Regions from separate parts of the Homo sapiens genome. Here all the other regions are linked to region 3. Evidence: chromatin contacts called from ENCODE Hi-C or POLR2A ChIA-PET data. All regions are on one chromosome and are shown on one strand. The core of a region is the stretch at or near the end of the contact, and the rest is flanking DNA. Distances in the headings are between cores, read along the strand shown. Region 1 overlaps SASH1 (SAM and SH3 domain containing 1). Region 2 has its middle 110 kb from the start of SASH1. Region 3 overlaps SASH1 (SAM and SH3 domain containing 1).

Evidence for each region. A loop is a pair of places that touch in the nucleus more often than their neighbours do. ChIA-PET counts read pairs that join two places held with the same protein, here RNA polymerase II (POLR2A). Pooled maps may share reads with other maps.
Region 1: a map of dorsolateral prefrontal cortex shows a loop between it and region 3 (2.7-fold over the local background). The contact joins two enhancer-like sites. A Hi-C loop is called at or near these places in 2 of 168 maps with a recorded cell type or tissue (ascending aorta and dorsolateral prefrontal cortex) and 5 of 50 pooled maps. POLR2A ChIA-PET finds 5 or more read pairs at or near these places in 4 of 52 experiments (AG04449, AG04450, WTC11 and 1 more).
Region 2: POLR2A ChIA-PET joins it to region 3 with 15 read pairs in BJ. The contact joins two enhancer-like sites. POLR2A ChIA-PET finds 5 or more read pairs at or near these places in 3 of 52 experiments (BJ, H1 and WTC11).

What each region holds. Positions count from the first base shown.
Region 1 is chr6:148,529,202-148,533,273 of GRCh38, reverse strand. It overlaps SASH1 (SAM and SH3 domain containing 1), which reads right to left. Exons shown (of 20, transcript NM_015278.5): 13 at 1,613-1,748; 14 at 308-477. Among named protein-coding and RNA genes, the nearest start is that of SASH1, 190 kb to the right of the region's middle. RefSeq lists an enhancer at 1-273. Within about 2 kb of position 2,438, at least 7 of the 41 ENCODE cell types and tissues checked have a DNase peak (open chromatin) inside an H3K27ac peak, as active enhancers do; they include dorsolateral prefrontal cortex, where a contact is called at or near this core.
Region 2 is chr6:148,229,527-148,233,950 of GRCh38, reverse strand. It overlaps a transcript of SASH1 not described here. Among named protein-coding and RNA genes, the nearest start is that of SASH1, 110 kb to the left of the region's middle. Within about 2 kb of position 2,195, at least 2 of the 41 ENCODE cell types and tissues checked have a DNase peak (open chromatin) inside an H3K27ac peak, as active enhancers do.
Region 3 is chr6:148,393,703-148,398,115 of GRCh38, reverse strand. All of the region lies in intron 2 of SASH1 (SAM and SH3 domain containing 1), which reads right to left. Among named protein-coding and RNA genes, the nearest start is that of SASH1, 53 kb to the right of the region's middle. Within about 2 kb of position 2,420, at least 6 of the 41 ENCODE cell types and tissues checked have a DNase peak (open chromatin) inside an H3K27ac peak, as active enhancers do; they include dorsolateral prefrontal cortex, where a contact is called at or near this core.

The DNA.
Region 1 (4,072 bases), core at 1,189-3,688, 140 kb before region 3:
CCAGGTGTGTGGAGCAGGAGCCAGGTGGGGAGAGGGAGGGTGTGCAACAGGAATTCTAGAGGGAAGCTGAGGTCAGAGGGGTGAAGTGATGCTAACCCAGGGATTAACACGAGACCCTCCCTCTGCCTCGAGGGCTGGCTGGTTCTTGTTCTGTTTTTCACTACAGAGGAGACCAGTGATCGAGGTAGCCAAGATACTGTCCAGTCTGTACCATAGTAGCCCAGCATTCAACAGTGAGGAGGAAAGAAAGCCTCCTAGAGAAATGGAAGAGCCCAGTTAGCTGCTCTGAGGCCAGGGAGAGAGATACCTTGAGCTTGAGTGAGTCTGTGTCATAGGGACTGGGGGTGAAGTCGGTGTGCACCCTGGCACGCCCGCAGAACGGGCCTCGGTAAGGCGGCTCTTCGTCATCCCCATCTTCCGACTTGACGCTTTCCCGGTTGCTGGTTGAGGAATCAGTGGTGCTCACTGTTTGACCGCCTGTACAGGAAACATAGGAAGAACACGGGTAGATCCAGATTTCCCACCCAGCAAAGCAGAAAGGTATTGAAGGTATGGCAGATTAGGAAATGAAGGCCCAGAGAAAGGAAGCCTTGAGCCACAACCCTCTGTCAGGACCAGGGCAGGGCCCAGTTATGAATTCTCCGAGTGCTATCCCTCAGCTCCTCAGTGGACAGGGGACTCACAGCAAGTTACCCTCATGACCTGGGAATCCATGTGGCACGGAGGATCCCGCGTGGAGGACACTGCAGGGCCAGGCACCAGACTCTGCTCTTAACATTCGTGACCTCTCAGTGGTAATGCACACTCTCTCTAACCATTTTACAGATGAGGAAACAAATTCAGAGCAGTCATGTCATTTGCCCAAAAGGGTAAGAAAGAGCTTAAAGTGGTAGGTTTAAACTTGATCTCGGGGCACGGTGGCTCACGCCTATAATCCCAGCACTTTAGGAGGCCGAGGTGGGCAGATCGCTTGAGTCCAGGAGTTCCACCAGCCTGGGCTACATGGCAAAACCCCGTCTCTACAACAAAATTAGCCGGGTGTGGTGGCATGACCCTGTAGTACAGCTATGCGGAAGGCTGAGGCAGGAGGATCCCTTGAGCCAGGGAGGTGAAGGTTGCAGTGAGCTGAGATCACAACACTGCACTCCAGCCTGGGAGACAGTGAGACTCCATCTCAAAAATAAAAATAAAAATAAAATAAAGTTGATCTTTTCCTTCATACCATTCAGCCAACTCCAACTACCATTGGCCCGAATTTATCAGTCACATATAAAATTCCCCTCCCTTCCCCACTCCCTTTATTTTGCTGGTCATCTTCATGTGCTTGTCTCCCTGGCTTATTCCCCCTGCTCTCTAGATCCTTCCTCTGAGATGCTTTCCCTATTGTCTCCGATCAAAATTCATCACCTCCTGTTTTGGGCTGCTGCTGCTGCATGTCTACTAATAAACAAACACGACTCTGAGTCCAGAGAGTTTATTGGTCTGATTCTCTAATAGCACCTGAAGGGCAGGACTTGGTCTTATTCACCTTGAAATTGCCTGAACCTAGTGCTCAGTATATGTCAGATATTAACTCCAAAGAAAATAATCTACAATGACAAACTCGACTTACTCATGGAGCTCTGCCCACTGAGAGAACTGCGAAGACTTTCTACAGAACCCCCGGCCTTGAGCTTGGGCTTGTCCAAGTGTTCGGGGTCGGGCTGTGAAGGCGGAGGGGAGCCAGGCATTCCATCAAGGCCCGAGTCCTGCCATGGGTTTCAACAAAATGAAGAAGTTCATCAGAGTGGACAGGTGTTGTTTTGTAATTCTCAGCGACTTGGCCTTCAACGAAATCAATCAAATCAATCTATACCTATATTTGATTCTATAACCAATATTCTCCTCCTCTTAAACTTACATCCTCGCTTACTTTTAAAGTCGTGGCCAATGTCACTATTTATTAAGCACTCAAATACTATTTCTCATTCTCGAATAGATATTCTTGGAATCTCCAAGAAAAAAAAAATCTGTCTACCACACAGACAAAATACTTAAAGGTTTAGAGACTCAGCATACGCAAAAGCCCAGTAGCAAGGCTGGACTTCAAATGTAGATCAAGTACAATCCATGATTACTAGAATACCTGGAAGTGTAGTCAGAGGATATTTAATCTACTTGGATAGGAAACATGCACTTTTAAAAAAGTGTATTCCTGGAAAAAAAAAATTGGCTAGATTCTTATATTTCTATTTGTACAAATTATTGGCATTGGATAAGGAAACATGAATTTAAAACCCACATATACAGCAAACATACTATTTTCCAGTCTACCATAAAATTTCCATATGTTACTCTAAAGTTTTAGCTTCTTTCACTTTTCTAAAGTGTTGTCAGTAAAAAGCTGGGAAATCTCTTTCACACCAGAATCCTGATGGGAGTGACTCAGCAGTACTTCCTGCATTTTGAGTAGCTAAGTATTATCCTCTCAGCGGCTCCTCATTTGCACATTTGAGTATAGCATGCTTATTTGATTCGTGGTGCTACATCAATAGACGATATCACACTTCAGAAAGTTTGCAGTGAGAATTGTTTACTTGCCAAAATAGAAAAGTCTCTGGCATATTACATATGGCCGCAGCCACACGGGCTCAAAACCAGCTAAAATGAAACCTGCTATTTGCATGCTGCCGAGTCATCAGAAGGGCCTTAACACAGCTCCGCAGGTCCTGCAAACATCTGAGGACATCAGCAACAGCAGCTTCTGATCCAACACACATTAGTGCTTTCAATGTGAGGAAAGTGAGCAAGCGACCTCAAAAACAACAAAGAAAACTAGAGCTGACATTATTAGGAAGTTACTGAAGCTCCAAAGTATGAATTCCTTAAAAAAAAAAAATTCATTCCTCCTTTCTGCGTCATAAAATAAGTAACTTTTTTCCCATTAAAATCTTCTGTAATGCTTCTGAAAAAAGCACGCAGTTTGAAAAACAGCAATAGTAAATGTGGGTCTCTGATATATTTTCAAATGCTTTAAAAAATTATTAATTTATTCATCACATGTTTATGAATTACCTACAATAACAGGCACTAATCCAGGTATTGGGCATATAGCAGCAACGGAGAAAACAAATATCCCTACCATAATGGTTGGTATATTTACTAAAAAGTTTTTTTAAAAAAACACACAAGGTGGGCGCAGTGGCTCATGCCTGTAATCCCAGCACTCTGGGAGGCTGAGGTGGGTGGCTCACGAGGTCAGGAGTTCGAGACCAGCCTGGCCAACGTAGTGAAACCCCATCTCTACTAAAAATACAATAATTAGCCGGGTATGGTGGCACGTGCCTGTAGTCCCAGCTACTCAAGAGGCTGAGGTGGGAGAATCGCTTGAACCCAGGAGGCAGAGGTTGCAGTAAGCCGAGGCCACACCATTGCACTCCAGCCTGGGTGACAGAGTGACACTCCGTCTCAAAACAAAAACAAAAACAAAAAAAAAACAACCACATAAAACCTTCCATTATTTTTGCTTTACAGAAAATTTATAATGATCAGTTGTTTCTTTTATTCCTTAACTTATGTGAAATGGCTGCTTTAAAAAAACAGAACTAAGCACATAAGATTGCTATATGGTAGTAAAATTATTGAAAAATGCCAAAATGACATTAAAATTCTATGCTTCTGATTCATAAAGCAGAAAACCTCTGTGAACGTAAAGCTTAAGAGTTTTAGTGGCTGTTTCAATCTATCTTGGGGAAAAGCAAACTTAATAAAATGCTTTCAATTAGTAGCATGCTCTCACTAGCATGCTGACTGCTTCATTGCTGGGAAGAAATATAGAATCACTATCACTCCGTCACCCACAAGGACAAGAGAATGAAAAGAATAAAGAAAAAAAATCATGGATAAGACATGCTGAAGGCAGTCCAGACATCTATCTCCTGCAGGTCTAACAAGCCACGGTTTCTCAGCCTGAGCACTGATCATTTTGATGGACAGCTCTTTGCTGTGCAGACCGTCCTGTGCATGCTAAGATGTTTGGCAGCGTCCCTGGCCTCTATCCTCTAGATCAGCATTCTCCAACTCCCGGGCCACG
Region 2 (4,424 bases), core at 946-3,445, 160 kb after region 3:
ATCACATAAAGGGAGGAACATTTAGTTTTTTTTTTTTGGAAACAGAGTCTCACTCTGTCACCCAGTCTGGAGTGCGGTGGTGCCATCATCGCTTACTGCAGCCTCAAACTCCTGGGCTCAAGAGATCCTCTCATCTCAGCCTCCCATGTAGCTAAGAATGCAGGTGTGTGCCACCATGTCCAGCTAATTTTTTTTTTTTTTTTTTTTTGTAGAGAGGAAGCTGCCATCATAGCTCCCTGTGTTGCCTAAGCTGGTCTCAAACTCATGACCTCAAGCAATCCTCCCTCTTTGGCCTCCCAAAGTGCTGCGATTACAGGCGTGAGCCCCTATGCCTGGCTGATTTAGATAGTTTTAATTAACATGTAATTCATTGCTTAATGTCTTTAATTATCTCTTCTCTGTAAGCACCATGAAAGCAGGAGTTGATTCTTGTTCCTACCTGTATCACCAATGATTGGCACATAGTACATACACAATATACATTTTTCAACGATATGAACGTATGAAAGAATAAAAAGAGAGAAAGAAGAAAGGAAAAAAGGTGGACACTGGGTGGGTGAAGGTTCTGGTCTGCTTGAAAGCTTCCCCCTCTTTCTCTGGCAGATGAGAGGGCAAAGCCCTACAGCATGGTGCTTTGCAGTACTGAAAGGAGCATGAACTTCGGTGTCAGACAGACTGGGTCTCAATCTTCGCTCTACCCTTGGCTGTGCTTCACTATTTTTTTTTTTTTTTTTTTAAGATGGAGTTTCTCTCTTGTTGCCCAGGCTGGAGTGCAATGGCGCGATCTCGGCTCACTGCAACCTCCGCCTCCTGGGTTCAAGCAATTCTCCTGCCTCAGCCTCCCGAGTATCTGGGACTACAGGCATGTACCACCACGCCGGCTAATTGTGTATTTTTAGTAGAGACGGGGTTTCTCCATGTTGGCCAGGCTGGTCTTGAACTCTCGATCTCAGGTGATCCGCCCACCTTGGCCTCCTTCACTATTTAACCTCTCTGAATTTCAGTTTCCTCATCTATATACTGGAGAGAATACCAACTGCATACAATCTTTGTTACATATACCAGATAATGTACTATATATAAAAGCTCTCTGCCAGGTGCCAGGCTCAGAGTTCTGAATAAAGAAACACTAAAAGCTAGTTTCTCGTGGGCACTGACTTTAGGAAATCTTTGAGGTACACATTGCAAGTTTTAGGTGATGCACAGTGGGGTTGTAGGATGAAAAGCTAAGTGCCAAGTCCTCTGATTTTCCTTCCTCACAATCTTTGGCTTAGAGATTTAATACTTTGTCTTCAGCCACCTCTTGAGGGCCAATCCCATCTACTCATCTAAGGCTCTGTCCCACATCTTAATTGTCTTCTGCATAGTTGCATGTTTTACTGTCAGCTCAAATTTAACATACCCGACAACACCGAGTATCAGTTTCTTCCCCAAAGAGTGTCTCCTTTCAGATTATCTTTCTGTTAATCTTACTTCTGTTCCCTAGAACTTCAGGTTCAGAGCCTCAGAATCAGTTATCCTTGACTCACCTAGAAGAAGGATCAAACCATGTCTTCTTGAGCCAGTAGGCCCGAGCCCAAGTCTGAATATCGACAGTTGCCTGTTGAATGGATGAGCTTGTTTTTCACATCCACCAAAACCTGTTTTACCTATTGCCTTCCATATTCTTATTAATAAATCCTCCCTTCTCTCCTACTTATTAAAGCTTGAAACCTCAAACTCATCTTTGGTAACATACTCTTAGTCAATGACAACATTCAGCCAATTCAATGGCTCCTGTCCCTTTTCCTTGATGTGATCTTTCATATTAATTTCTTTTCCTCTATCTGCCACTACAACTCTTGTCCAGATCATACCGAGTAAGAGCATGGACTTTGGTGTCAAACAGAATTGGGTTCAAGGACAAGCTTTGTCACTTTTTAACTGTGTGCTGCTAGACAAGTTGCTAGCCTTTTTCCTTATCTAGCAAAATGAATAATAATAGTATCCATCTCGTATGGTTGGACGATTAATTAGGTAACAGTCACTGACAGCATCCATTTCTCACTGCTATTCATGCTCACGTATCAAAGAGTTATATCTTCTTCCTTCCAATGATGACATTTCTTCTACAACATTCCTGATGAACAGGTCATCTTGCCTAGACTTGACTCTCTTCAAGGTTGGGTGGGCCAGTGTGTGAGAAAATGTGAGTTATTTATGAATGAGTTTAGTTGTATTAAAGGTCGTCCTTATACTGAGCTTATGTTCACCTTTCTATCATTTTAACTATCTGGGGCAATAAAGAATTCACTGAAATCATTTTCTACATTACAGCAACATTTTAAGCCTGTGAAGTCATCTCTTGCATTCCACTTTTATATTTCATCTTGCAGATTAAACATCACAAGTTGTTGTAATCTTTCTTCTAATGTCCTCTGGATCCACTCCACTTTATGAATATTCTTTTAAAAATTTGTTGTCCTAAGCTGATCATGAAAATACAATGGACTCAGATTAGGAAAAACCATCTTGAAAATGAAGAACAAAGTTGGAGGAGTCACACTTCCCAATTCCAAAATTTTGTCCACAGCTTCAATAATCAAGACAGCATGGAACTGGCATAAGAGGAGACATAGATCAATGGAATAGAGTTGAGGGTCCAGAAATAAACCTTAACATGTATGGTCAATTGATTGCTAACAAGGATGTCAGAACAATTAAGTGAGTAAAGAATAGACATTTCAACAAATAATGCTGGAATTAACTGAATATCCACATGCAAAAGAATAAAGTTGAGCGCTTTTCTCACACCACACAGAAAAGTTAACTCCGGGTGGATAATAGACACAAATATATGAGCTAAAGCCATAAAGCTCCTAGAAGAAAACATAGAAGTAAACCTTCATGATCTTAGGTTAGGCAGTGGTTTCTTAGATATGGCACCAAAACACAAGCAACAAAAGAAAAAATAGGTAAGTTAGATCTTACACAATTAAAAACTTTTGTGTAGCAAACAGTACAAAATAGAATGTGAAAAGACAACCTACAGAATGGGAGAAAATATTTGCAGATCATATATTTGATAAGGAATTTGTATTCAGAATAAATAAATAACTCTTAAAAATCACTAATAATAAGATAAATAACTCAATTTAAGATGGGCAAAAGATCCAAATAGACATTTTTTTCAAAGAAGACAAATGGACAAAGTGCATTAGGGAAATTCAAATCAAAACCACAATGAGATACCACTTGACACCCACTAGAGTGGCTATAATAAAAAAGATGAAATTGACAGGTGTTCACAAGAATGTGGAAAAATTCGAAACCTGTTTACATAGCGCTGGTGAGGATGTAAAAGGGTGCCGCAAGGGTGCACTTTGGAAAACTGTCAGTATTCGACAATGTCTAACAATGTTAAACACAGAGTTACTATATGGCCTAGATGTATACCTAAGAGAAATAAAACATATATTGGCATAAAAACTTATAGCTAGGAGCAGTGGCACCCACCTCTAGTCCCAAATACTTGGGAGGCTGAGGCAGGAGGCTCATCTGAGCCCAGGAGTTGGAGACTAGCCTGGGCTATATAGTGAAACTCAATTTCTGAAAAAAAAAAGAAAAGAAAAAGAAACAAAAATCTCTTATATTGATCAATATTCAAATGTTCGTATTAAGTGTGGTCTATCCATACAATGAGGTATTATTCAGCAATAAAAATGAATGAAACACTGACACAGGATAGAAAATGGATGAGCCTCAAAGAATTGTGGTGCGTGAAAGAATCCAGTCACAAAAGACCACATATCGTGTAATTTCATTTATATAAAATATTCAGAATAGGCAGATCTATAGAGATGGGAAGTAGATTAGTGGTTGCTTAGGGGCTGGGTTAGGGGTGAACAGGAAATGACTACTGATGGTTACTGTGTCTTTTTTATAGATGATAAAAGTGCTGGCCAGGCGTGGTGGCTCATGCCTGTAATCCCAGCACTTTGGGAGGCCGAGGCGGGTGGATTACCTGAGATCAGGAGTTCAAGACCAGCCTGGCTAACATGGCGAAACCCCGTCTCTGCTAAAAATACAAAAATTAGCTGGGTGTAGTGGCATGCACCTGTAATCCGAGCTATCCAGGAGACTGAGACAGGAGAATCGCTTGAACCTGGAGGCAGTAAGCCAAGATCGCACCATTGCATTCCAGCCTAGGCGACAGAGCAAGACTCTGTCTCAAAAAAAAAAAAAAAAAAAAGTGCTCTGACGTTATATTATGGTGTTGGTCGCACAACTTTGTGAATATATGAGAAGTCATGGAATTGTATACTTTCAATGAATAAATTATAAGGCATACAAGTTATATCTCAATAAAGCTGTTTGCTAAATTTGGACGTCACTTTTTTTTTAAACAGCTTTGTTGAGGTATAACTCTGGTGTTATACGTTTAG
Region 3 (4,413 bases), core at 1,171-3,670:
TTTACCCCTCCCTCCATTTTTGGCCTTGGATGAAACTGTGACGTCTCCCTGAAGTTACTCCCCACGGTCCACACCTCCCTCAACCAGGTCAGTCTTCCCTGTGCCTTCTGATTGGGAAGCCTGGGTTACCACTTCCTCTAAGGAGTCATCAGGGACCCTCTTCTGTACTCCTGCACAGCACGGTAAGAGTATGTTACTTGCCTCACACCCCTACTAAACTGTGGCCTCTTTGTGGGCAGGGAATACATATTTTGTCTGTGATTCTGGAAAGGCAAAATCCCACATGACAGACTCAATGCTCATTAAATATTTCAAATATATTTAAATGCTCAGTTGAATATTTACACACATGAATGAATTCAACAAATACTTATTGGGCACCTATTATGTGCCATGCACTGTTCTCTATGCAAGGGTACAGTAGTGACCAAAACAGACCAACAAAAATCCCTGCCCTCAAACCAGGCAGGACCCACTAGAAGGGACAGGAAGCAACTTTGCAGGTGCTGAATGTGTTCTCTATCATGCTGGGCTGCGGGTGACGTGGGTATATTTATTTGATGAAGTTATACAACTGACATTTGTGCATTTAGATGTATATAAGTTATACCTCAAAACAAATTTTTTTTTTGAGACGGAGTCTCACTCTGTCACCCAGGCTGCAGTGCAATAGTGCGATCTCGGCTCACTGCAACCTCCACCTCCAGTGTTCAAGCGATTCTCCTGCTTCAGCCTCCAAGTAGCTGGGACTACAGGTGCCAGCCACCACACCTGGCTAAATTTTTTTTTGGATTTTTAGTAGAGATGGGGTTTCACCATGTTGGACAAGCTGGTTTCAAACTCCTGACCTCAGGTGATCCACGTGCCTCAGCCTCCCAAAGTGCTGGGATTACAGACACGAGCCACCGTGCCAGGACAAAACAAACTTTTAAAAAACATAGTAATCATGAAGTGTGAGTGGGATGTGAGGATGAAACAATGGCAGGATGCTGCTAGCTGTGGACGCCGGGAAACAGGCACAGGACGTTCACGGTATTATGATCTTTATAGATGTTCACATTTCCAACATAAAAAGCTATTAAAAAAATCCCTGCACTCACTTGAATAAATATTAATGAAGTACAAGTAATGGATACTCTTCAGCATTACTGCAGGGATTTTTCAACTCAGAACAGAAAGGAACGGAAAGAAATCAACAGTTACAGTCACTTATGATGACAGCAATTTTTTTCATTTAAGCCTCTAATAACTTTGAGATACTTTACTCCCATTTTATAAATTGGGAAACTGAGGCCAGGAGAGGTTACCTCACTTGCCAGGTAAGTAAAAGAGCCAGAATTTGAACCAAGTCTGTGACTCCCTCAGCCTCTTTCCATTAATGTTTCTTACACCCTCTTGCTCACTGCAACAAGCCCGGGTAAGGGCTCTTCCTCCAGCTTGGAGAGGGGGTGGTACAGTCAAAAGAGGCTCTGACAATTAGCACTGGTTACAATGGACACTACTCTTACTGCCTCTGTCTTAATCCAGAACTATATTTGGAAGGTTTAAGTTATTAAAATTGCAAGGAATGATAAGTCATTCCTACACCATTAACAATGGTTCTCTTTCTTTCTTTTTTTTTTTTTTTTTTTTTTTTTCTGAGATGCAGTCTCACTCTGGCACCCAGGCTGGAGTAAAGCGGCATGATCTTGGCTCACTGCAACCTCGCCTCCTGGGTTCAAGCGATTCTCCTTTCTCAGCCTCCCAAGTAGCTGGGATTATAGGTGCGCACCACCACACCTGGCTAATTTTGTGTTTTTGGTAGAGATGGAGTTTCACCATGTTAGCCAGGCTAGTCTTGAACTCCTGACCTCAAGTGATCTGCCCGCCTTGGCCTCCCAAAGTGCTGGGATTACAGGTGTGAGCCACTGCACCCGTCCAGCAATGGCCCTGCTATGACCTTTCACAGTTATAATATGCAATATTTTTATTGACATTCCCAGTCCTTAAAGACCTCAGTGCATCTCCACCTGGGCTCCCTTTTCCTTGTATTCACAAAGTCATGACAACAAATTGGCACAGAAGCTGGGCCAGGCTTCAGCTGCTGATGAGTATGTCATCATCAACAGAGTGCTGCTGGGGGTAGGGACTTCTCTGTCAGCTCCGTGCCACATCAACAACTGCACAAACTTGTTTTCTGCCAATACCCACACAGATTCCACCTCAAGATGCTGAGGAAGCTGATACTGCCAGTAATAAGAAGCCACCTTGAGTACTTTCCTGACCATGGTGTCACTTTGACAGATGTCAGACTTAGTATCATTCAAGTTGGACCATTATGGACTTGGAAAGCCACTAGCATTTCTGATTGCAGCTTCTCCCAGCCAAAAAAACACATGGTGCCCAGGGATTGTGCCAAATGTGGAGAGATATGGGCAACTTCCCTGCTGTTCACAAGCACTAATGTCCCAATCCCCAGCAGAGGGAAAGGCTGTGGTCCAAACACACCATTCCTGTAGGGCCCATTTGGTGCTAAATAAAAACTCTCACCATAGTTATAAATGTGAATCATAATCTCTGTTTATATTGTTGAATTTTTACCCATCTGTACTCTCTGTTGTCTTCACCAAAACTAACTGGCCCCAAAGACACTTTATCAAATGCATTATTCCAGTCAGGATCCGGGTGATTAAGTCCTAGAGAAAGAGCTTGACATCCAGTCCAGAAAGTTAATTACTAACATAATTATCAAAACCTTTTATTTTTCAGGGTTAAGTCAAGCAACTCTGTAGGCTGAGTGTCCTTTTGTTTCGTTTGTTCTCCAGTTGATACATAATTAGCTCTTAAGGACAATGCATTTTTTGACTTTTTAAAGCCAAACACAAATATCTAAGTATCCTATCTGTAGACTATTTCTTCAATCTCCAAAATTCACCCAGAAGATTTAGAATGAAACAAAGCCATAAACCAATTCAACCCATCACCCAAAATTCTCTGTCCCCAAGGCTGTCTTCTAAAATGACTTTTTCTAGAGCAGATACAACAAATCTAATGCTACTTTTCCCCTATAAAATGTTTGAGGCTTCTAATATGTTACTGCATATTTCCTCTTCTGCTTTTAACAGGTTATTTCATCTCAAAGCCATCTCGCACTCAGCTTTGACAGGGCTGCTGACAAACATAGAAAGAAACTGGCCAGTCACAGTGGCTCATGCCTATAATCCCAGCTCTTTGGGAGGCCGAGGCAGGTAGATCACCTGAGATCAGGAGTTTGAGACCAGCCTGACCAACATGGTGAAACCCCAACTCTACTAAATACAAAAAATTAGCCGGGAGGGGTGGTACACACCTGTAATCCTAGCTACTCGGGAGGCTAATGCAAGAGAATCGCTTGAACCCAGGAGGCAGAAATTGCGGTGAGCTGAGATTGCGCCAATGCACACCAGCCTGGGCAACAAAAGTGAAACTCCATCTCAAAAAAGAAAGAAAGAAAGAGAGAGAGATAGAGAAAGAGAGAAAGAAAGAAAAAAATTATTAAGCTGCAGGTCCTCAGACCTGAAGTTGTGCCAACCAAGCAGCCAGCAGGGAAGGCATATTGTTTACTTGTCTGAAGGCAGAATTGAAAGATTAGAAATACATGTAAAATTCTGATGCAATAAAAGGGAACATGACAGACTGGAAGTCACAGCTTTTCAAGGAAATGAGTTCCCATCAGGAATCAAAACTGTTAAGCACTGTGAGAGGGAACTTTCAGTAGGTTAACAGTGTTGTATCATAGCCTAAATGATGACTAGCCTCAAAACACATCTAACATGGACATCTAGACTTTGGAGCCATGTGAGTGACACAGGAAACATCCAGCACCTAAACCCGATCCTTGCCAGTTTTAGAATTTCCCTTTTCCACTGCAACTTGTCTGGAATTTCATAGAAAGAGAATCTGAAGGCTGAGCGCAGTGACTCACGCCTGTAATCCCAGCACTTTGGGAGGCCAAGCCGGGAGGATCATCTGAGGTCGGGAGTTCGAGGCCACCCTAGCCAACATGGTAAAACCCTATCTCTACTAAAAATACAAAAATTAGCCAGGCGTGGTAGCGGGCACCTGTAATCCCAGCTACTTGGGAGGATGAGGCAAGAGAACTACTTAAACCCAGGAGGCAGAGGTTGCAGTGAGCCGAGACCATGACATTGCACTCCACCCTGGGCAACAAGAGCAAAACTCTGTCTCAAAAAAAAAAAAAAAAAAAAAGAGAGAGAGAGAATCTGAATATGCCAATTTGGGGTCTTACTTGCTAACTACAATTTAAAGAATGAACAGTCATGCTTCCAGCCTGGCTTGAATCAGCTCCCATCAATTTTACTCACCACCAAATTCTTGCACCTTTGATGGGAACTAATTAAGCTCATGTGGTGTTTTCTCCCCCCAGACTGTCTT